3 separate regions of the Homo sapiens genome follow, and regions 1 and 3 are each linked to region 2. Evidence: chromatin loops called from intact Hi-C (ENCODE). Cell type or tissue: B cell. All regions are shown on one strand.

Region 1 (8,000 bases), 250 kb before region 2:
CCTTGGTGATGAGTGAGTTCTCAGTCTGGCAGTTCACATGTGATCTGATTGTTTAAAAGAGCGTGGCACCTCCTTTCTTACTCTCTTTTGCCCTCACTGTCTCTTGCTCCTGCTCCCTCTTGCTCCCACTGTCTTGCCTGGTGACACACTGGCTCCCCTTTACCTTCCACTGTGATTGTAAGCTTCCTGAGGCCCTCATGAGAGGCAGATGCTGGCACTATGTACAGCCTGCAGAACTGTGAGCCAATTAAACCTCTTTCCTTAATAAATTACCCAGTCTTGGTTATTTCTTTACAGCAATGCAAAAACAGACTAAGAGGCCAACATGGGGAAATCTTGTCTCTACTAAAAATACAAAAATTAGCTGGGTGTGGTGGCAAATGCCTGTAATCCCAGCTACTCAGGAGGCTGAGGCAGGAGAATTGCTTGAACCTGGGGAAGTGGAAGTTGCAGTAAGCCGTGATCGTGCCGCTGCACTCCAGCCTGGGCGACAGAGTGAGTGAGACTCTCTCAAAACACACACACACACAGACTAAGATATTTGGATAGGTGATTTAACACATTTGGGTAGATTTGAGGCTCAGAAACTCTCTGAGCCTCAAAATGTTCCTCATTTGTAAAATAGGGCTAATAACAGAGTGGTTGGGAGGAATCCATGAGATAATGCTTGTAAAGCACTGAGCACAAGGTGAGGAACACAGGAAAAGCTCAACACATGGTAGCTAATTAACATTTGCCTGTTCTGTGCTACTCATCATGCTTTTCCCTGGGGAGATGGAAGTGGAAAAGGAATTCACAACTCCGTGGAGTTGAGAGTTGCCTAAATAAATAAACATATCGTCATGTATAATGTGCTACAGGGGTGTGGACGATGGAAAAATTAATTTTGCCTGGATAGTCAGGTAAGGCTGCTGGGAGGCAGTGATACTGGAGTTCCAGATTGGGCAGAGGCCTCAGGGATTGGCTCAGAGTTGTCACACAGCAAATGCTTGGGGAATAGATGGTACGAATGACTCATAAGCTCAGGGGTGCTGCCCAGCTGGTGTCTGTGTACACATGGTATCTTGTGTTTTTTGCTTTTCTCCTGCACACATTTCCATGTGCTGACATGGCTTTTGTGTGATTCCCTCACAGCTTGTGTGTGATTCCCTGATTAAATAGCTTCTAATATTTTATTATTATAAATAGACTCTAAGTCCTTGAGGGCAAGAAGTGTGTCTCTGTTCATCCAGACAGTACCTAGTATGTAGTAGGTTCTCAGTAATGTTTGCTACATAAATGAATGAGTGAACTCCTTTGACCGCTGGCCCTGCCATAAGCTGGCTGTGGGATCTTGAGTGAGTCCATTAACCCCTCTGTACCTCGGTGTGTCTGTAAAGTGGGTTAGTATAACTCACAGGTGAGCATATTTCACTATGTGTTGTGAGGACTAAGTGATTTGATGCCCTGCGGCTGAAGGTAGTAAGTGCGCATTAAATAATGGCATCCTTCAGCTCTGATAGCTGTGCTGCTGCATCCAGGAGACATGTACAGGCTTCATGGCAGAGTGAATCCTGGAGTGTTCTGCTGCAACTGCTGGCAGAGGAAAGGTTTCAAAACTCTTTCTTAATGCTAGGGTGAGACCTGTCCACTGATAAGGAGTTTCTATTTGGGATGACTAAAGGTGCCATCTGGAAAGTACCAGGCCCCTGGGACTGCTCCCTGGTCTCCCACCTAGGTGGGATTCCTCAGTGACAGCACTCAGGGGTATCACCGGCTCAGGGAGGGGCCGGAGGTGAGTTCCCTTATCTCCTCTTGCCTCCTTCACTGTAAAACTGGAGCTAATAAGGTTTCTCTCCTGTCAGCCATCCAGTGGAGATAAGTCACCCAGAATGTGACTCCCACATGGGGCTCAAAAAGGTGTTTCTAAATATAAAACTCTGAGGGAAAAAAACCCTCGGGATATAGAAATTCCAGGCCCTTGGAGACGCCCAGGGTCACAGGCTGTGAGTTAAATAAAAAACCCACCAAACTGATGAACTACCCATTTTTAAGGTTTTGGAGAGGGAAAATTAAAAGACTAAGGAGCAATTGTTTTAAACTTTATACCAGGTGTATTGATGGCTTCTAGGCTGGGGCCTTCCAGGAAGTCATTCATCAATTTCATTGTCTATTTATTCACCCCCTGGACTCCTGTTTTGGTGAATGTTCCTGAGTCCAAGATGCTAATCCAATAGGTGGCCAGTAGTGACTGAAGGACATTTAATCCCCACATTTTGTGCTATCTCTGTGGACCTGCTCTGGGGATGTTGGTGGACTGCTGGCTTGGAAAGGTTCTGCTTCAGCCGTAAGGAGAGATAAAGCCAGAGAGGTGGGACTGAGCAACCCGCTGTTTGGTGAATAAATTGCCACTGAAACTCGGGGGCCATTCCCTGAAGTGAATCACATGCAGCCATTGAAGTCTAAGTGATAAGGCAGCCAACAATTTAAAGGAAAATGCTCCAGCCCAAGCCAGGGGGACTGTCCCAAACTCCGGATGAATTCCAGCTGCCCTGCAGAGCAGGGTTTACAGGCATGGGGATCACTAGTGGCTTCAGAGATGCCCCTTTGCCACTTCTCCGGGACTTCTTGACTGTGTCCTATTCTTAAAACCCAGGACCTGCACCACTCAGCCAGGCTCCACCAGCGTGGAGGCCTTGGCAGGCTGAGGCCCAAAGGCTGCCTTTGTGGGGGATTTAAACGGCCAAGAGAGTCTTGCTGAGCCCTGGCCCCTTGACGTCTGGAGTGGCAGGCCAAGCACTCAGTGCAGCAGGAAGATCTGGGTGCCACTAAGGCCCCTAACAGGTGTAGTAAATATCTGTTAAATGAACGAATACATGTTTTGATGAAAGAAGCCCACAGTGCAGTGTGAGCCCAAAGGGGTCTTACTGAAGGCTTCCTGGAGGAAGTGGCAGCTAAACTGAGACATGGAAAACACGGAAGAGTAGCCAGGCCAAGCTGGGGTTTAACTGTCCCTAAAAGAAAGAAACGACCATAGCAGGGGTTTAACCAGAGGTGGCCGAAGGCCTTTCCAGGTGCCCATTTCTCCCGTATAGCTTTGGAGTCAGACGATCCTCGGTTGGAATTCCCAGTTCAGTCCTTACAGTCTGACGTCCCGCACAACCCGACGCCGGCAACTGTCTCCAAACACCCGAGAGCCAGGGCGGGAGCATGAGCGCCTACGGTGTTCCTTGGGGTGGAGCCCTCGCAGTGTCCAGAGGATTTGGGGGCTCCTGCGCCCCCATTTCTCCCATTTCCTGGACTATCCAGGGCAAGCCCCTCACCTCCCTGAGCCTCGGTGTCTTCTGAGAAAAGAAGTCGACCCCAGTGCCTACCTCATAGGATTACGTGAGACAACCGATGTCAAGCAGTGTTGCTTTGCTGCCTGAGAACCCCTGCCTGTCCCTTTCTCTCTGATGCCCTTCGGGGCAGAGATCCAGAGATCCTGCCTGAGTCACTTTGGCGGGTTTAATGCCCAGCCGCGCCAGGCACACAGTAGGTGCTCAGTAAGTGAAACAGTGCCGGGAAGAATTCGGGCCGGGGATGTGGAACTGTGTGTGGCTCTGCGGGCTCAGAGGCCCTCCCCGCGCCCCGCCACCGTGTGCGTTCCGGGGCGGGGCGGGGCGGGGGCGGGGGCGGGGGCGGGGGCGGGACCGGGCGCTCGGGCTCCGCCCCCGGTACCTCTGTAGGCGATCCTGCTCTCGCCGTGGCTTTCGGGTGCTAGGAGACAGTTGCCGGCGTTGGGTTGTGCGAGACGCTAACTGTACCCTCCGGGTTTAACGCTGTGAGGCAGCGCGCGGAGGAACTGGGGATAAGCGCCCCGGAGCCCCCAAACAGAGCGCGGCCGCTGGGGGACAGCGCGCGGCGCCGGGTCGGGGCGGGGCGGCTTTTCTGTCGGAGGACGCGAACCGGCACGCTGCGCCTTTAAGGAGTCCAGCTGGGCTGGGCGCCGGAGCTGGGAGCGGCGCGGGTAGGAGCCCGGCGGCAGGTCCCAGCCCGGGGCTAGAGACCGAGGGCCGGGGTCCGGGCCCGGCGGCGGGACCCAGGCGGTTGAGGCTGGTCAGGTGAGCGGAGGCGGGCGGGCGGGCGGTGGTGCGCTCCTAGGGGGATGGGGCGCCCTGATGGCCCCGTGACCTCTCCCCCAGTGTCTCCCTGCAGCGGCGCATCGAGTGGAAAGAGTCGGCGATCTGCACTTGCCTTTCCACTCCGCTCCCCGCGCGGGCGCTGCCCCCACCTCCCGCTGCCTGGATAGGTTTGAGATGCCCGAAACCCGGCGCCCCATTTCCTGGGTCCAGCCAGCCTCTTGAAGCCGGGGGACAGAGTGAGGACGGGTCGGGACCTGCACCCTCTTTCTACTTCGCCTCCCCACCCCCTGCGCCCGCAGCAGCCCTTAGGCGCCCCTCGCAGTGCCGAGAGGATTTTGGGGTCCTGCAGCCCTGTTTCCCCCATTTCCTGGAGAAGGACTGCAGCTCGCCCACCCAGATAGCATCTTGCTCCGTGTCACGCGCCGCCTCCGCGCCGTCCCCAAGATCTCGCTCCGCTACTCCCCTCCCCCAGCAGCCTTTCAGCTTCCCTTTCCCCAGCCTGCCCCGGCTCCCGTGCCCTTGCGCCCCTTCCGTGTCGAAACACTTGAATCAGGATGCTGTCCAGCCAGGTACCCGCCGGCAACTTGCGGTCCCCCGCCTACAGCGACACAGGTTTCACGGCTGCCTTAGAAATGCGGATTGTGTAACGCCGGCTGCAGGGCAGTGCACGTGCAGGGTTTGCGCCCCTGAGCCCACAGCGAGGCCAGGTGACAGAGTGAGGCATGGGGGAGTGGGGGAAGAGGAGGATGCCAGAGGGTCTAGATACTGTGCATGCAGAGAATATGTATTTTGAGCCCTTTGTATGCCCCAGGAGCTGGGTGGTTAGGAAGAGGAAATAAAGTGGGGGTCTTACTCCAGCTGGGACCTGGAGGCCCTCATTTATCTCGCCGCCCCCCTCCCCGCTGCTCCCGCCTGCTCAGAAATCCCTAGTGGCTCCACCTGGCTAAGAGTTTAAAGTAGTTTATAATGAATAATAGCTGACATAGAATAAGCAAATCTTGTGTGCCAGGCCCTGTCCTAAGCCCCTTAAAAGAATTACCTGCCATACTTTCCCCAACAGCCCCTTGAGGTAGGTACCACCGCTGTGCCCATTCCTGAGAGCAGGAATATGAGGCTTCCAGAGGTGGTACCTTCCCAAGACACGAAGTGAGTCTGGCCTCAGAACCACCCCCTTCCCCCAACCGCCCCCCCAACCCGACCTCGAACCACTAGACTTTTTACCCAATTTCAACAAATTCTTATCAAGAACATTGTTATAATATAGGAAATTAGAAATAACAGAAATTAATCACCTGTGTTTCTAGCACTAATTTGTTTTTCTCAGACCAGCAAGGGCCTCTCAGCTTCTGGTAATAGTACCCACTTTAAAGGGTAGTGGCAATATTTAGATAAAATAATGCACAGGGCCCAGCATGTTTTAAGCACTCAGAAAGCAGCAGCTGTTATTATGAAGAGTGGTAGTTGACCACTACCTTGAATTACTGGAAAAAAATAATTAATAAATGGCTCACACTGACTCTACAGAAATTAACCATTTTGTGTGCTCAGAAAGGCCTATGAGACTTTCTCTATTTTCATCTTTTTATTATTTTTATTATTTTGCCTTTTCGACACATTCTGTGGCTTTCGTCAACTCCAAATTATCCATTGTCTTTGTAGTTAGAGACAGAAGTGCCCTTCTGGTTTTTTTAGCTTTTAAAATGTGTGACCTTTGATTCTGTGAGCATCTGCAAACCTAGAGTAAAAGATGGGAATGCAGTTTGTGCAACTGGGAAGTAATTCTGAAACTTGATATGAGAAAAAAATTGTCCTTAGAGGTGATCCTGGTTTGCAGTATGCGTTGGGTGAGGTCTATCCTGGGGGCGAGAAGTTAGACTCAAAGATTATCTTTGGGTTTGGAGGGAAGAAAGGCAAGCATGAATGTTTTGTCTCGGTGTGGTGGGCTCACACCTCAAAGTGGCCAGCACTTTGAGAGGCCAAGGCAAGAGGATCACCTGAACCCAGGAGTTCAAGACTAGCCTGGGCAACATGGTGAAACCCCATCTCTACCAAAAAAAAAAAAAAATTAGCTGGGAGTGGTGTTGCGTACCTGTAGTCCCGGCTACTTGGGAGGCTGGGGTGGGAGGATTGCTTGAGCCTGGGAGGTCAAGGCTGCAGTGAGCTGAGATTGCTCCACTGCACTCCAGCCTAGGTGAAAAAGTAAGACCCAGTCTCAAAAAATAAAATAAATAAATAAAGAATGAGTGTTTATCCTAGTAGGCTAGCTAAGATTGGAAATCAGCTTCACTATGTCATATTCTTTAAAAAAATTTTTTTTTTTAGAGATGAAGTCTCACTGTGTTTCCTACTCAGGCTGACCTGGAACTCTTGGGCTCAAGTGATTCTCCCACCTCAGCCTCCCAAGTAGCTAGAACTACAGGTGTGCACCACCACACCTGGCATGCTATGTCATACTTTTTATGAAACTCCTGGTTATTTTGGTGATTAGATCAATTATTACCGTGATGAGTGTTCAAAAGAAAAGAGGCAAGACATCCCCATCAAAGCTAAATATTTGGAAGATGCCAGGAAGCTAGTTCTGCAAGTTGAAAAAAAATTCTTTAAAAATTTCTCCTATTTGAGTCTTAAAAAAATTTTTTTTTTAAGGGACAGGGTCTCACTCTGTTACCCATGCTGGAGTGCAGTGGAGCAATCTTAGCTCACTGTAACTTTGAACTCCTGGGCTCAAGCAATCCTGCTACCTCAGCCTCCTAAGTAACTGGGGCTACAGGTGTGCACCACCAAACCTGGGTAATTTTTTTTTTTTTTTTTGAGACGGAGTCTTGCTCTGTCGCCCAGGCTGGAGTGCAGTAGCGCGATCTCGGCTCACCGCAACCTCCGCCTCCCGGGTTCAAGCAATTCTCCTGCCTCAGCCTCCAGAGTAGCTGGGATTACAGGCATGCACAAGCACGCCTGGCTAATTTTGTATTTTTAGTAGAGACGGGGTTTCTCCATGTTGGTCAGGCTGGTCTCGAACTCCCGACCTCAGGTGATCTGCCCGCCTCTACCTCCCAAAGTGCTGGGATTGCAGATGTGAGCCACCGCGCCCGGCCAAACCTGGATAATTTTGAAATTTTGTTGTTGTTGTTGGTTGTCACAACTTGTAGGTAACATCAAGTGGGTAGAGGCCAGGGATGCTGCTAAACGTCCTACGATGCACAGGACGGTGCCACAACAAAGAATTATATGGCCTCCAGTGTCACTTGTGCCACAGTTGAGAAACTGAAACTGGATATGATTTTCACAACATTAAAGTCCTTTCTGACCTTGCATGTAGTTGCCTCTTCCAAGAAGATCAAAGTATTCTCCTAAACCGGACCCTCAGAAACCCTCTGGATCCTATTTGACGCTTCCCAATCCTAGAGGCCACTTGGGGTGTTGCTGCCTGTGGCTGGATGGGTTTGGGGTCTGTCATGAGCTTCTGTGCGGCTCTCTGGTGCTGTACCAAGGAAACTGCTGATTCAGGGGAGCAGGACAGCACTCAGGAGGTGTGGGCAGAGGTTCTTACACTGCTGCAGGTTGGGATCCTCTTCTTTTTAAGTAATATATTAACAGCAGCCTTTGCTCTTAGGCATTTTTCCAGAAGCTGTGGCTGTTTGGCTGTTGGCATTGGGTGTTTGCCTTGTGATATACCCAGAAAAGGATTCATACGTTACATATGATGAAGTCTGGGGATGGGACTGGATTCTGAGAGTATAAAGATGGCAATGCAGACCCTGCCCAGAGACTACTCAGGCATCTCAATAGGCCTGAGCAGTGGCCATGCAGGGTGGTGGAGGTATGGCAGGGCTGCCTAACTCTGCCTGTGAAGTCAGGCAAGATCCCAGCAGTGCAGAGTGAATGCTTAGTATCTGCCTG
Region 2 (8,000 bases):
GCTGTGAGGAGGAGGAAACTGCAGGGAGCCGGCAGAACCATGTTCCAGTCTCTCCTGCCACACTTAGTCACGTGGCCTGGATCAATAACTTCACCTCTCTGTGCCTTTGCCTTCTCACGTATCCCGTGGGAGGTGGGGGTATTCTGCCCTCAGAGCTGTCGTGAGGGTGTGGTGGCAGCCTCCTGGTTCACGCCTTGTTGTGCCCTCCCACACTGTAGTAGGGTTGATCTGTGGGACCATAATCATATGTGTGTCGCTTTTGAGGCTGGGTTATAAAAGACATTGTGGCTTCTATCTTGCTCTCTCTTGGGTCACTTGCTCTGGGGGACGTCAGCTACCATGTTGTCAGGAGAGACTCTCATGACAAGGAATGAATGCCTTATGCTGAACGCCACATGAGTGAGTTTGGAAGGGAAGTCTCCAGGCTTCAGATGAGTGCAGCTCCTGCCGCCAATTAGACTGCAAGCTCCTGCGGGACCCTGAGCTGCTTCCAAGTTCCTGAGCCACAGAAACAGAGGGGAAAGCACTTGGAAGCCGTTTTAAGTCCCTACCTTTTGGGATTATTTGTTATGTGGCAAAAGGTAACTGATACAGTGGGTAAAAGCACCTAGCACAGTACCTTGTACAGAATTGGGGCTATAGAACAGACAAGATCTATAGCTCTGGATTCAGGATAGAGGGCTGGGCTGGAGACAGGGATTTGGAAGCCTTTGGCTCAGACACAGTAAAGGAATCCATGGAGGTGGCTGAACCATTCCATGGAGAGGGGTACATGGAGAGGAGGGGATTGTGTTGAACAGGAACTTGAGCTTAAGTGTCGGGGTAAAGCAAGAGGAGCATCTTTGTAAGTCTAAGAGGAGGAGCTATGGAAGAAGGAGGAGAACATGCATCCTAGAAGCCAAGGGAAGGGGCTGTCCCCTGGCAGACGTCACTGCAGAAGCCTTGCTGCGGAGAGGCCTGAGCCATGCAGGTCGGAGGAGGTTCTTTCAGATTTAGTATCAAGGAGGATTCTGGTGAGCCATTTAGATGGAGAGGTGGGCCCTGAGGCCAGATTGAATGTTACGGGTTGGGGTCTTAGGGGAAGTGGGGGGACACAGCAAAGGAAGAGAGGGAGGGGGACACTGTGTCGAAGGAGAAGTCTGAAAATTCTTGAGTCAGGGACAGAGACCTGAGGCTGTTTATCTGCTGATGGGCGTGGGAGATGGGGACTGGAGAGAGGGAGGGATGGAAGATCTGAGCCTGGAGAGGCTAAAGGGTGGGAGAAGGAATGGACTAGAGCCCAGGGAGGGGATCACCTGGACAGGAGGTGGAATCCCCCAGCCATCTCATGAGGGGAGGACAGTGCAATGCAGGTCATTCCAAAAGAGGGCAGAGGAGGGTTCTAGGGGGCTCCCACTGAAGGGGAAAGGTTTTCCTGACAAGTAGGAGGTGAGGTCGGCTAGGCAGTGAGAGTTGGGAGAAGGGAGAGAGGGAGGGGACTCAGATCTCCACACTTCATTGTCTTGTCAACTGCTGGTGCCCCTTTGCCCTCCCAGCACCGTGCTGGGCTTGGTTCCTTCCTGTAACAGGTGTAGCTGCAATAATAAACAGCCCCCTCCAGGTCAGCCTGGCCCCAGGGCAGACCAGGATCAGTATCTTTACCACAGGAGCCTGGATACTTGGTGGCCACCTGGAAAAGAAAGGTGCAGAGGGTCAGGGGCAGCTGTAAACCAGAAGCCAGCCTTCCCCAGCAGGCTTGCAACCCTGAGCTCTGTGGAGGCAAACAGCTTCCAATATAAACCCTTTCCACCCCCAACCCCCCAAACCAACAGATCCAGATGGTTTGCGGGAGAATCCTATAGAACATTCAAACTACAGAAAATCCCAGTCTAGTGAATAGACACTCATTCCTTAAGGTATGTTATGAGGCTCATGTAACTTTGATAGCAAAGCCAGACGAGGAGAGAATAAGCAAATAGTAGCATATCTCAGTCATCCACGTGGATACAAAAACCCTAAATGAAATATTAGCAAATGGAACCCTAAATGAAATATCAGCAAATGGAATCTAGCGGTATACTGAAAAAATAATACATCATGACGTGTGAAATTCCTTGAATAAAAATGCATTGACTTAAAAAAATACATTATCAAGGCGAGTTTATCCCGGGAATACATGGATGGTTTAATATAGTAAGATCCATGGTTGTAATTCATTACATTGCAATGGGGGGAATCTCACATTGATAAAATTCAGCACCCATTCATAGTAAAGAAGAATAGTGCTTCCTTACCCTGATAAAGAATATCTATCAAAAAATCCACAACAAACACTATAGTTAATGGTGATATGTTACAAGCAGTCAAGAACAGGATAAAAATGCCCATTACCATCACTGCTCTTCAACATTGTGTGAGAGAATTTAGTCAGCACAGTACAGCAAGAAAAAGGAAAAAAAGGACAGGAAGATACCACACTGTTATGACTTGCAGACTCTATGATTATTTGCACAGCGAATTCAAGAGAACCTACAAACTTATTAGAACTGAAAGAGTTCACTTTTGCTGAATATAAGATTATATAAAACCCAACTGCATTTCAATAGCCATCTATCAATTATAAAATACAAAAGTGAAAGTACAATTAGCACTAGTTATAAAAATTTTAAGATAGGAGGGACTAGGTCTGACAAAATCACCAACAAAATTAATCCATCAGTTTTTATATGGGGAAATAGAAGCCCTGAGAGGGGAAATGACTCTTTCAAGGATACCCAGTAAATCAGAGGCAATTCTGGGTTTTCAGTGGCACCAAATTCTGGAGATCTGAGTATTGGGTAATTTTGGTATTGTCCTTCTATTAAAAAACAACAAAACCCAGTGGGGTGGGGAGGAGTGGGGGGCAAAAAAAAAAAAAAAGAAAAACCAAACCAAAACTCATTGTATTTTTCTGATTATAAATTCAATATTTATGTGTTCTGATTATAAATTCAATATTCATGAAAATTCAGAAGAACGTTATGAAGTAATGCCATTAACATTCCCATACTGTTATCTTGAACACGATGGTCAATGGTTTGATGTATTTCCTTCAAAATTTTTGTCTGTATATATTTATGTTTTTAAAAATAAAATCAGGATATCATGTGTACTAGTTTGTGTATTGATCATTTTCACACACATTTCCCTGTATTCTCACCTAGTCTTTGTGAATTTGATAATGTAGCACTCAGTTATGTTGATGAAGCATATGTCATTTATTTAACCTATCAATTTGAGCTTTTGGAGACAAATCAAGTATCAGATATAACTGTGATGATCATGCTGATACAATTTCAACCCCAGAGCTAGCTCACACACATGCAGACGTGAAACCCAAGTGAGTTTCTAAGGCCAGTGGTTATTCTGGTGGAGAAGGTTAAACCCAGCATCAGGTAACTGGTCCCACCGGAAGGGGACAGTGGCCTGGCTAGCAGGAAGTGAATGGACTTGGAACGAGTGGACGGATGGAGACCAATTAGCCCTGAGGCGTTAGGTGCTGCCCATCCTCTGCAGCCTTGGCTTCCTTCCTGGTGAAGTGGGGACAATACCAGCGCCAGTCTCATCTAGGGTCGAGCTCCTCCAGGCCCCAGAGCCTTTGCATGGGTCGTTTTGTCTGCTGAAGGTAGCTCTGCCCTTCTCTCCACCTGGCTGCCCGTGTTGCTGAGCTTCTGGGCCCAGCAGCCCTTTGCTGTCTTGCCCGTCAGGCCGGACCAGACCGTCTTGCCCCGGTGGCCCCGGGGGCTTCTTCACAGGCCTCATCGCAGGGTTGTCTCCCCAATGCAGGGCAGGCAGGAGGAGCTCTGGCCGCAGGTCGGGGTCCAGGTCTTCCTCGGCCACTGCGTTTGGAGCAGGGGCTCCCTTCCCTTCTTCTCCATCTAAGTCCTCTAATCATGTCCCTCCCAACACTTACGGCCATAACTTGTCATTATTTTGTCTATTAGCTGTTTCCTTGAGTCTTGTCTGTCTTCTCCTTTGATTAGGACCCGCCTCCGTCTTGGTGGCCGCTGTATCTCCTAAACCCCCAGGCCTGAGATATAGTGGGGGGCCCATACAAGTTCGTGAAATGACTAAGGAGAAACAGCTGTGGAGGCACCACCCCTGAGGACGCAGTGGGCCTGGGGTTGGGCGGACCCCAGGCTGCGGGCGGAGGCGGGACGTAGGGGCGGGGTTTCGGGGCTTCGGAGCGGAGCCTAAGGGGCGGGACTGGGGCTTCGGGGCGGGGCTTCGGGGCTGCGGTCGTGTGGTCTTGACCGCGCGGCTCCGACTGCGCTGGCTGAGTTCCTCAGGCCGCCCGCTCTCTGGCTTCCAGCCCGCGCTGCCGTTAGGGGGCGCCCGCGCTCGTGGCGCCGCGGCTCTGCTGGGAAGGCGCCGCCCGCGCCGGGCAGCTGGAGCCGCAACTCCGGGCGCGGGCTCAGTCGTCCCCTCTGCCGCCGCCGCCGCCGCCGTCGCCGGGCGCGGGCTCGCTTGTCCCCGCGCTCGCGCTCTCCGGCCGCGGGCATCTCCCGGCCCGGCCGCAGCAGCCGCCGCCGCCGCGCAGTGAGTGGGGCTGGCGCGGGGCTTGCGGGGCCGGGGTTTGGGAGGGCCGGGTTTCAGGAGACGTCTGCGCCGAGCGGCCAGGGGAGCGGGGCTGAGGAGGATCTGGGCGGGGGCTCCTGGAACGGGGCGGCGGCGGGGCCGCGTTGAGGGGACCGCGCGTCCCGGGCTGGCACGAGCCAGCAGCGGAGGTGCCCGCGGCGGGGCCTGGGCGGGGGTTCCGGGGCCCGCCCGGCGGGGATGCGCGGTTTCTGCGGGCCCGGGTTCGGAGCCCCGCGGCGCGCCCCTCGTCCGGGCCCGGAGCATCGCCCGCCCTACCCCTGGCCGGGTCGGGTTGCGGGGGCTTCGCTGGCGGGGCAGCAGCGAAGGGCGGCCCGGACGGAGATATTTGGGGTGTGCTCGAAAATGATTGTTTTTGGGAGATGGCGCTTATTAGCCACCAATTGCCCTAGTTTAAAGCTTGAGGCAGGACTCAAAACCCTGCCTTTGGGATTTTCTGCCCTGAAGAGACTCTCAGATCGCAGCTGAGTTCTTTATGCCTAGATTTGTGTGTGTGTGGTGGCGTTTTTAATGCTTGATGTCAGAGGTGATAAATGGCCATGGTAATGGGGAGCCCTGGCAGCACCTGCTGGGCTGACAGTGGTGGAGGCTGTGTCTGGGGGTGGGACGGGGAAATGAAACGTGACAGAGATCCTGTTTGGATATTCTGCCGAAGTTACCATGTTTCTGTTCAAGTATACCAGTTCTAGAACAAGTTGATGGATCCAATTTTAGGACTTTGTGATAGAAGAGGTTTGGGTGGCAAAGTGACCTGGGATGACCCGGCTCGGCTAAGAATATTTGGGGTAGCCTAAGTATCTCTTCTATATCCCCCTGGCATGTTCTTTTTTTCGCTGTCACAAATGCCCTATTACTTGAATCATCCTGGGATAGGAGAGAAGCTTGGGGACAGCATGTAGCACAGTCCTGAGCCCAAGATTGAGATGTTTTCAAATGAACGAATATGTAGCTAGGAAAAGGAAAATGTGTTTGTCAGCAGGGTTGGTAGGTTGAGAGTATTTTCTCTTTGGCCGAAACCATCAGTCCATACTGATACTTGATTTTGTGCTATGCCTTAGATATGAACGATGGAGTGGTCAGGATAGCCATGGATGCCATTCCAAAGTTTTGTGATTTGAATTTTCATAAATCATATTTTAACCAAAGCATTACTACTTAAAGGAATCTTAGGGTGAACCCTATGAATCCTTCAGTGCGCTTGGATTTTGATATTTGGGGTCCATTTAAAATGGAGTACCTGTATGTATTTGGATTCAGCTTTAACTTGGAGATAATCCCGAGTCATGCTTTAAAGAAGTTCCTTCTGAGATCAGGAGCTCAGGTGTTTGGTGAACTCTGGGAAAACTAGACACTCCCCTTTACCTGTATATAGTTCTCCCTTCTGGAGCTCTGGGAAAAGGAGGACCTGGGGAGATTTGAAGCAAATTAAGAGGCTGCCTCCTCCATATTTGCCGTCTCCAGGCCAATGCTCTAAATTACTTGTGTTCACACTCAAGTTTCTCATGTTAACCTAGAAATTTTGTTTATGCTGCTGCCACTAATGTTTTCACATTTGTCTAATACTTGCTAGTTTACAGATGGTTTTATATTCATGATCTCCCTTATTTTCTCCATTTCCCCAAAGAAGAAGCTGGGCATAAAGAGTGATTTTCTCAGGGTCTCATAATCAGTAACGGAGCAGAATTCAACTACAGGACCTCCCTGGGAACCTGTTCTCTTTCCTTGTCCTGATGTGTTACTCTTATAGGCCAATTTTTGCCTTTGTGTTGTGCCTAAATGGTGTAATTACCCCGTTTTGGGAAGGTGGTATTATCCCGTTTTATCTTGCGGAAACTGAGGGTTAAGAGGAATGTTATGATTTTGTGACTATTTGTGACAGCTTTTTAATATTAGGTCACTTTTAAACCTATAGCTTCTCTCTTCTAGACCACATGGTTGAGAAAGGAGAAAGAGAAAATGATTACTTGTAGAGAAAAATCCATTTCTGCAGTGGTATGGTTAAGGATAATCTAACCATAATCACATTATCCTTGTATGCCTGGCTACTTATGCTGGCCTGTATGTGAATGTTAACCCCAAAGACTCCTTTAGATGTCGCTGAACTAGTTACTATAAAAAGTATTTCGCTTTCAAACTCCCACATTTCAAGAAGAGCAAAACTCAATACAAGGCAATTTTGAAGGTAAGTATAGAAAGAGGGAGTTTATTGAGTCTTTTCTGACTACCAGACACGAAGGTTTCAGTAAAAAAGCATTTTTAAAGGGCTGCCTGGAAACTCTGGGAAGTCAGTAGTTGGAGTTTTTTATTATTCGTTGGAGGTTTTTATTGCAACATATAGGTAGTTATATAGGATTAGGACTTTTGCCCCGGAGAATTCTTAATCTATAGCAGGAATGATAAACCCAGAATATTTTTGTTAAGTTAGTTCATCATAACCATTAGGCCTGTAATTGCAATTCTGCAGTGATAGGGAGAATGGCATTTAAGGGTTCTTAGGTTATTTTTTTAAGTTATTAACTTACTGAATTATGTATGCATTTCTTCAGATATGCTACTTTAGAAAATTAATACTTCCTTTTAAGGTTTCTATAAATTCTTCAGTATGTGTTTTCTTAAGCTTAATTACCTGCTAACATGACACTGTCAGAATTTATACATTAGTCACAATAACCTTTGAAGCTTAAACATGGTTGAATTTTCAGCACTGCTTTATATTCTTTGGGGAGTGGGCAGTGTTGTTTTCACAAGAATTTTATTTGCATCAAAGGTTACATCTTTTCAGGTGAACTGATTTTTCAGGGTCAGAGGCTTCTTTGAATTTTATAGCTGTTTGTGCTCGGTTGCATTTGCTGTCTTTCAAAACCATCTTTAGTTTTAGTAAGGAAAGTCACTATAAAGGAAAAATTTTTTATTGTTACCATTCCTGGTAGATTTTCTGAAATATTAGATATTTCTTTGCTTTCATCAAGTAAAATAGGCCTATTTGATACCCATTTCAAGATCTTCCTTCTGCTGCCTGTCTTGTGGTCATTTAACTTCTCATTAAGCCCTCCACTGGAGACTGTGCCAGAAGGGAGAGAAGATGAAAAGCAAATGAATCATTTTCTAATTGTTAGTAGCTCTGGAAAATGATTCAGTAGAAGAGATTGAAACTATTCTGGAAATTCTTTGGGATTGTATTTCATTCATCTGCATCGTTTCAGAGATGTTCCTAATGGTCGTCAATTCAGAATTCAGAAGCCGATCATTATCCAGCTATTGGATAACAGGGAATTTTTCATGCTTTTTTTTTGTTTGTTTGTTTCTTGCTGTATTTAAGCATCTCCACAGAAGATATTTAGAAGCAGGTAGAGATAAAATTTAAACTAATCAATACTGTTTTTTCC
Region 3 (8,000 bases), 76 kb before region 2:
CTTCAGGATACCCCAGTGCCCTCAGGAGTTTAGGAAAATGAAGTAGCAGTTGATGGATATATACAGATAATTCCCAAACTTTACTGGAGTCAAGCAGTGAAGCTTCTCCCCATTAAAGTTCATTAGCACTACGAACAGTATAAAGACAGCATGCATTGAGTTTTACCTCCTTTTTCAGTAAAACACCCTCATATTTTATAGGGAACTGAGGGAATATTGCAAGTAGAAAAGCATTAAACTGGAGGGAGGTGTGGTTTAATCAGGACATTTCTCATCATGGCCAGTGTCCATGAGACACCAACATGTCCTGTGGGTAGTGAGGGAAGTGATGGCTGGGGCCTTAACCACACCAGCTCTGGTGGCTTCTCAGGCGTGTGATGGCAGCCCTCTGGGTGTGTGTGCCCATCAGCCCAGAAAGCACCTGACTAGGGAGATTTGGTTAACCTCTCCATAGGATCTCTATGTGTGGGAGGGGGGTTTCTGTGTCCACAGAAAGGCTTACGTAGGAACCTCTGCTCATTGGGCTACTTCATGTCAGCTCAGGAAGATATTTTCTAGGGATCGCCAAGTAATGGGGAGATGCTGAGAACTTGGGAATATTTGAAATATAATAAGGTTACTAGATCCAGAAAAAGCATGCAACAGGTGGGATTCACATTGTTTTAATGTGAATAAGGACATTTACTTATTCTAGATAAGAAAAGGGCTGTGAAATCCATAAACTGAATAGACTGACCCTATCTAGTTGATTCTACCTGCTGATAAAATGGAACTTCGGCAGAATGCGTTACTGGGTGGATGCTGTACGGGGCACTCCCTTCCTTTGGAAGCCCCCAGCAGGCTGCTCTGCACCTCTCTGTCTGCTGTACCACTTGTGGCTTCTGTCATTTGTCATTACCCAGGAGTGGAGGTTGCGTCAGGAAGAGATACTGCAGCCAATTGCCTAAGCTGTTGATGGTGCAAAGTTTCAAACCAGGCAGGCCATGGGGAGCAGTGGGAGGCAAGGAGCTTTTAGTGGCTTGGGGAAGGAGGTGGACCCTGCACCAGAGTAAAAGCCTGTCACTGGGTCCGGTCTCTGAGTTTTTTGTCCCTCATCATCTTGTTTCACAAGGCTCACACACTAAGCCAAATGTAGATTCTCAGACAGCAGTGGGTCCCAGCCTGGGCCAAATTCCAAATGTCTTTCGTTGGTCCCCATGAGGGTTTCTCTGTGTTTTATCTTAGCAGGATCTGGGGCCAGCTCACCTCTCACGTCCCCGTCATCGCCAACTCCACCCTCTACATCAGGTTAGTGATGGAGTAAAGTGACATGCCACCTTCCTGTCCGCCAACAGGAGGAGCGGGCTGTGCCTCTTCCTGCCTTGGCCCAACAATTTCAGGGGTTAGATAGCAGCAGCTTTCTCAAGAGAAATCAGTGGGAGTGCAAATTAGCAGTGTCATTTGGGAGAGCTGAGGGGCTAGATTTCCAAGCTCGGCTTTCACAGGGAATGGACCGGTTTCAGGGCCACTAGCCACCCCCGGGCTCCAGCTTGCTGTCTTTGCTGAAAAGCTTCATGCAGAGCTTCTCAGATTGGAGCCTGTCTTGGTACATGCTTAGCTGAACAACACAAATGCGCCGTGGCCCAGGGGTCCCGTCCTGCCAGGCCTCTCTCCTCAGGGAGCCCGTCCATAGGGTCAGTTTTGTCACAGAGCACAACTGGTAAGATGCCTAGGTGGAGGAGTGAAAGAGTCACTGCGTTTCTGATTTTCTGGCAACGATTTGACTCTGTTTTGCTCTGTAATGTATTTAATTATCTGAATATTTTTCTGTTATTAGCCTTTGCTTCACTTTTGTAAATTAGATACTAGTTTTGATTGAAAAATGTAAAAAGAATTTATCTTGGAGACTGCTTATAAAAATAATCCCCAATTTTGTTGAGTAGCCCCATAATACTATCTTTTATTTTTGAACCAAGATGTCTCTCCTAAAGTCTTTTGCAAGCCCAATAAAAACAATTGGGACACCAGTATCTCCTTTTGCTTCTTAAATGAACCAGTTGTTCCAGATGTGCGAGGAGCTGCTTCTGCCACTCAGAGCTTGCTGGCTGTGCCTGGAAGGGTTCCTACAAGCTGTGTGAAGGGAGAATCATTGGCAGGGAGTTGGTATATGAGTTGATCCCATATTCATTATTAATAACTAACACAGCACCCAGGAGCTGCCAAGAGCATTCTTCAGCTCCACTCAAATGCTTCTAACTGACCCTCCTAAGAAAATGAGAGCAAGGGGACTAGTGTGAATGACTTACTTCTGGCTGAGGGTGGCTACTGGTGCCTTACTGCTGAATGTTCTAGGGCCTGTTTTGGGTAGCAAAGTACCTGGTCCATGGGAGGATATTCTTGTCCTTATCTTTGTCAGCAGATTTCCCAAGAAAGCCCCCAAATGTTGATCAAGACAGAAAATAGGCCTTTTTTGTCTTTTATGGAGATACACTGTTTAGGCTGATCAGAAATGTCTGGTGATCTACTGCCCGGACTATATTAAGCCATTTTCTAGAAGATAGGATATTAATTTAACACCACTTGGGCATATTAAGAAAATTGGAGAAAATTAGTAGTGAGAATCCAGAAATCCTCCTTTAACAAGCAAGGCACTTGAGGCGTCTGTTTAAGGGTTCACAGCCCCTGTCTGTGTGGTTAGATCTGCCCCTGCTCACTTGACTGCCGGTTCTTATCTCTAAATGCCTTTGGGAATTTACAATTTATTTGGACTTTTGGGGGGAATTCTCTAATTTATCTGTGTTTAAATGGGTGCTGTCTCATACAGTAGTAAGTTTGCGTGAGATAAGGTAACTTTTAGAATGAGAGAAAAAAAGAGGAATCTTGTATAATTAGAGTCAATGTTGGGAAAACTTGGAGGTGAGTGGGAGGGGCATTCCTGTGAATTTGATAGCACCCAGCCTGAAGGGGAGTCTTGAGGATTTAGAAGGAAAGCACATGTGAGGCCCCAGCACAATGCCTGGCAGAGTGAGAGTGCCTGGCAGAGATGAGAGGTTCCCAGCAAATATTGGCTCCTCCTTTCTTTTATCTCCTTAATGTTTTGTTGATGAAATTGACTCAGCCTGCAATCTGACCTCTGCTGGGCATTTCCTGTAATGCATCTCATGAAAATGGTAACTAATATTTAGCATTTGCCTGGCAACCTAGCATTTCAGGCCCTAAGCATTTCAACCCAAGGGAGTTTATTCATTTAAGAATAAACATTCAAGGTGCATTTACTGAGAACCTATGGTTTGCTAAGGACTGTGCTTGGCCCTGGGTTACAGAAATGGCTAGACAAGGCCCTAGCTCTCATGGAGTCACATTTCCAGTGCCTCTCAGAAGCTCCAAAATGATAGACACTGTTTAGGAAAAACTCACACTCAAAAGTATTTTTCCCTATTCTGTCACTCAACACAATAATAATCAACACAGACAGACTTCTGTGACCAAATGTCAGGGTGTGGGGGAGTGGTTCTGTCCACCACCAAGTAAGCAATCAGTTTTGCTATGGACACCAGCTGGGTGTCCTCCAATTCAATTCTGACACTATCTACCTGGAGATAGCGTCAGACCCCACAGGTTGGGGCTCAGTCCCCAAAACTACCTGCTCTTTCTGACACCATTTGCAAGGATGGGACTCCAGAACTTTTGACCGGCCAGCTTCAAGTAGGAGTTCCCACCGTTAATTTGCTGGAGCAGCTCACAGAATTCAGGGAAACATGTTTACTGGTTTATTATAAAGGATGTTACAAAGGATACAGATGAAAAGATGCATAGGGCAAGGTGTGGGGGAAGGAGCTTCCATGCCTTCCCTGGGCACATCACCCTTCAGGAACCTCCGCATGTTCAGCTATCAGGAAGCTCTCCAAACCCTGCCCTCTTGGGCCTTTTATGGAGACGTCATTGGATAGGCATGATTGACAACCATATAGAAATGTTGTTATAGAACCCAATTTTGGTCTGCTCACCCAGTGCAATAAAATCAGATACCCACACCAAGGCTGTTGCAGTGACAGAAAGGAAGGCATTTATTGCAGAGTGCTGTGCAAGGAGGACCAGGCAGCAAAATGCTCAAAAATCTGACCTTCCAGATGGCTTACAGGCAAGGATTTTTAACGGTGGGGTAAATTTCAGGAAAACAGAAGCTACAGGCAAAATTATAAATCAGTACACCGAGGTTGCACATTGGTTTAAGCTTAAAAGGGCGGGACATCTTGGGGGTAGGGGGTGCTCACAGGTAGATTCAGAGATCTGACTTGCAGTTGATCTTAGTTGCAGAAGCTCTAAGAATTTTGGGGTCAGTAGAAAAATGCTAACTTGCTAGGGGGAGTGACTTTCTCCAAGCCTCTCAAGAAGAAACTTAGAACAAAGGACGGTGGGATTGATAATAGGTACAGTTTAGTCTTCTTTTCCTCCTAATCTGGGATCTTTGTGGTGAGGGTCTTCAGTGGAGGCCTGAGCCTTTGAAAGACAACTCAGGGACATATGTTAAGATCTTATCTTTAGTTTCTATAGGGCAAGGGAACTTCTCTGGAGCTTTAACTTCCTTGGCTATTGTTCTTAAGCCACTTATTACCTTCTTGTTTACCAAGTTACTTAATTACTTCTAGGGCTAGCTGGATGCCTGGAATTTTTCTTAAAGGAACATTTGGATTTTCCCTTATTTCCATGCCTTGAGGTTTACAGGTCCCTAAAAGTTGGGGGCGGTCCCAGTTTCTATCTCATTGTGATTGGACAAAAAGGGTATGATCTAACCCCAGCAAGGCCTGTTTGTTCAGATTCTGCTTGGCCTCTCTGTACAGCTTTCCTTCTTCTAGGGTATGGGGCGTGTGTAGGAGATGCTTGGCAAATCTTTGATTTACATAGGCTTGCTCTGCCTTCAAGGCCTCTGCAGAGTGAGAGCAGGAGGACTCTGAGCCTAGGGATTACACCATTTTTGTTTTTGAGACAGAGTCTGGGTCTGTCACCCAGGCTGGAATACAGTCGTGAGATCTCGGCTCACTGCAACTTCCGCCTCCTGGGTTCAAGCGATTTTTATGCCTCAGCCTCCCAAGTAGCTGGGATTATAGGCACTCACCACCACGCTTGGCTAATATTTTTGTATTTTTGATAGAGATGGGGTTTCACTACGTTGGCCAGGCTGGTCTTGAACTCCTGACCTCAAAGTGATCCACCCGCCTCGGCCCCCAAAGTGCTGGGATTACAGGCTTGAGCCACTGTGCCCGGCCAGGATTGCAACTTTTGGCTGGCCAGCCCATGCTTAGGCTGTTCTTCCTTGCAGAACTGGAGGTCGGTCTTCTCCTGGGCTCAAGTGATCCTCCTGCCTCAGCCTTCTGAGAGGCTGGGACTATAGGCGTGCACCACCACATCCAGCTAATTTTTAAATTTTTTGTAGAGACAGGGGTCTCATCATGTTGCCCAGGTTGGTATCAAACTCCTGGGCACAAGCACTCCTCTCACCTCAGCCTCCAAATTGCTGGGATTATAGATGGGAGCCACAGCACCTGGCCTCACAGTTCTTTCTAATCAAGCACACTCTAAATCCTAAATCCACTGTGAACTCTGGCCTTTGGCAGTTTGCTCAGCAATAGATCAGCAGCAATAGATGAGCTTAGGTAAGTTGAATTCAGCAGCAGTGCCTTTCTTTCCGAAAGCATCGGTTGTAAGCACATTTATGGCAGCTAAAGGTGGTTTTAATCTCAGTTTCTAAGTGAAGGGGTCTTACCCTTATGAGCCCTTTCTAGCAACTATGTAAGGGTTGGGGCCCCTCCCTTTTCTTACTGTAGCTTCTTCTCTGGGGGCTCCTTCTTGAGGTCCTTACCAAGCTGATGGGAGAAATATCCTTTCTTTAAGTCTGCTGGCAGTTCCATTGGGTGGGGTGGGATTCTCTAATACTCTTTTGCTGAGACCCCTGTTTTTTCAGTAAGAACATTCCTAGCACTGTCTTTTCTGCAAAAGGTTGTTTTCTGCCTCAGGAAGGTCACTTTTTCCAGGACTTTAAAATTCTTTATCCTGGTTTATTTCATGGTAGTATCACCAACTAGTATTTATACTCTATTCATAGAACTGATTGGTTTTAAAGGTCCCAATTTACACACACACAAATATTCCCTCCCACCCTCCTTTGGGATTAGACAGGCCTGTTGCCTTGCTATCTGTTTTTTTGAGACAGGGTCTCTCTCTGTCACCTTGGCTGGAATGCAGTGGTGCAATCACGGCTCACTGCAGCCTTAACCTCCCACCTCAGCCTCCTGAGTGGGACTACAGGTGTGCACCACCACCCTTGGCTAATTTTTATATTTTTTTGTAGAGACGGGTTTTGCCATGTTGCCCAGTCTAGTCTTGAGCTCTGGGGCTCAAGTGATCTGCCCGCCTTAGCCTCCCATAACAGTGGGATTACAGGCATGAGCCACCCACACCCAGCCCTTTTTTTAAAAAATGGGTTTGTAAGAGTATTTTGGGAAAGCTGAGTAAGCAGAGGACCCTAAATTGTTATTTAAAATAATTATATGTAATATATTTGAAGCACTTATTTTGTGCCAGGCACTGTTGCTTTATGGTCACTTGTTTCAGTTAATCATCGTGAATACCTTCTTATCCAGTGTGAGTGGACTCCAGCTTAGGTCCATTTTACAGTTGAAACTGACACTCTAGTAGGATTAAGAGACTTTGACCGAGGTCACACAAGTTAGGGCGGTGCTAGAGCCAGGAGTGTAACTTGTTCTGTATTTGTTCATTTACCCCATTGATGTATTGAGTGCCTGCTTTCTTCAGGGTGCGCTGCAGGGCCCGTGCTCTTAAATACTGTTGTTGGCTGGTGTGAAAAGAACCCTGAATGTTGAGTCAGTAAACCAGGGCTTGAGTCCTAGCTCTGCCACATTCCCGCTATGACCTTGGACAAATAATTTCTGTTCTTTGAGGCTTTTAAAAGACGTCTCGCTCTTTATTAGATAGATGGCATACATGGCGAGGCTTTATAAGCGGTAAAGCACTATCAGGTATAAACTACGAATGTCTTGCAATCAGATAATTCTAGCTGTTCTTGCTTGTAGTTTATGTTTTAACCAATAATTTTGAGGTGAGAGAGCTGGCAGTTTGTAGAAAACCCAGTTTGCAAGAATGAGTGGAGAGAAAGGGAAGTTTCAAATCTGCAGAGGAAGAGGTGTGGGAGCCCGCCCTCTGAAGGTCTGCTTAAAATTCAACTCGCAAAACAGATGAATAAGAGAAAAGGCATACAAGTTTATTTAATAAGAGAAAAGGCATACAAGTTTATTTAATATGTATACACAGGAGCCTTCAGAATGAAGACCCAAAGGTACAGGGAAAATTGTCCATTTTTATGCTTAGGTTCAACAAAGTATGGACAGCTGTGTGGAAATATGATTGGAAGAAAAGGCTATGATCTAATGCTAATAGGCTGAGTGGGGAAACCCAGCAAGTCTGTCTGTCTAGATTCTTCTCAGCCTCTCTGAGCAGCATTCCTTCCTTCTGGGTATGGGCAGGACTCTCTCTGGAATGGGGGTCTTACAACCTATAGTCAGACAAGGTAGGTCAGGTGATTTCTTTTCTTTTTTGAGATGGAGTTTCACTCTTGTTGCCCTGGCTGGAGTGCAATGGCTCGATCTTGGCTCACTGCAGCCTCTGCCTCCTGGGTTCAAGTAATTCTCCTGCCTCAGCCTCCCAGGTAGCTGGGATTACAGGCGCCCACCACCATGCCCAGCTACTTTTTTGTAGTTTTAGTAGACACAGGGTTTCGCCATGTTGGCCAGGCTGGTCTCGAACTTCTGGCCTCAGGTGATCCGCCCGCCTTGGCCTCCCAAAGTGCTGGGATTACAGGCGTGAGCCACCACACCCAGCCAAGTTATTTCTTTATGGACAGTTTTTACACAGAAAGGTGGAGGGAGAGTAATATTTTTAGGTATGATGGCTTGCTTTGGGGAAAAGGGGTTCTGTTTCTGTGACCCACCTTGGAGAAGGAGGGA

The links. Hi-C counts contacts between places; a loop is a spot of excess contacts. Peaks named below come from ENCODE experiments on the same cell type or tissue, not always from the same donor. Only the 100,000 strongest peaks of a DNase experiment are listed, where the experiment ranks them.
Region 1: it touches region 2 in a loop (5-fold over the local background); 10 of 110 quality-filtered maps call a loop at or near these places.
Region 3: it touches region 2 in a loop (7-fold over the local background); 3 of 110 quality-filtered maps call a loop at or near these places.

Annotation. Positions count from the first base shown.
Region 1 is chr3:58,233,835-58,241,834 of GRCh38, forward strand. It overlaps ABHD6 (abhydrolase domain containing 6, acylglycerol lipase), which reads left to right and starts at 3,958. Exons shown (of 10, transcript NM_001320126.2): 1 at 3,958-4,082. RefSeq lists an enhancer at 3,369-4,308 and silencers at 3,530-3,699, 3,710-4,199. In B cell, a CTCF peak has its summit at 3,810; DNase peaks (open chromatin) are centred at 647, 2,877, 3,827 and 4,637; H3K4me3 peaks cover 2,583 bases; H3K27ac peaks cover 2,590 bases.
Region 2 is chr3:58,487,613-58,495,612 of GRCh38, forward strand. KCTD6 (potassium channel tetramerization domain containing 6) reads left to right here and starts at 4,484. Exons shown (of 3, transcript NM_001128214.2): 1 at 4,484-4,557. RefSeq lists a silencer at 4,135-4,784. In B cell, a CTCF peak has its summit at 4,339 (motif pointing right); DNase peaks (open chromatin) are centred at 4,339 and 5,079; H3K4me3 peaks cover 1,909 bases; H3K27ac peaks cover 1,137 bases.
Region 3 is chr3:58,411,677-58,419,676 of GRCh38, forward strand. PXK (PX domain containing serine/threonine kinase like) reads left to right here. Exons shown (of 18, transcript NM_017771.5): 17 at 1,225-1,287. Among named protein-coding and RNA genes, the nearest start is that of PDHB, 18 kb to the right of the region's middle. In B cell, CTCF peaks have their summits at 3,124 (motif pointing left) and 3,334; a DNase peak (open chromatin) is centred at 3,125; H3K27ac peaks cover 3,993 bases.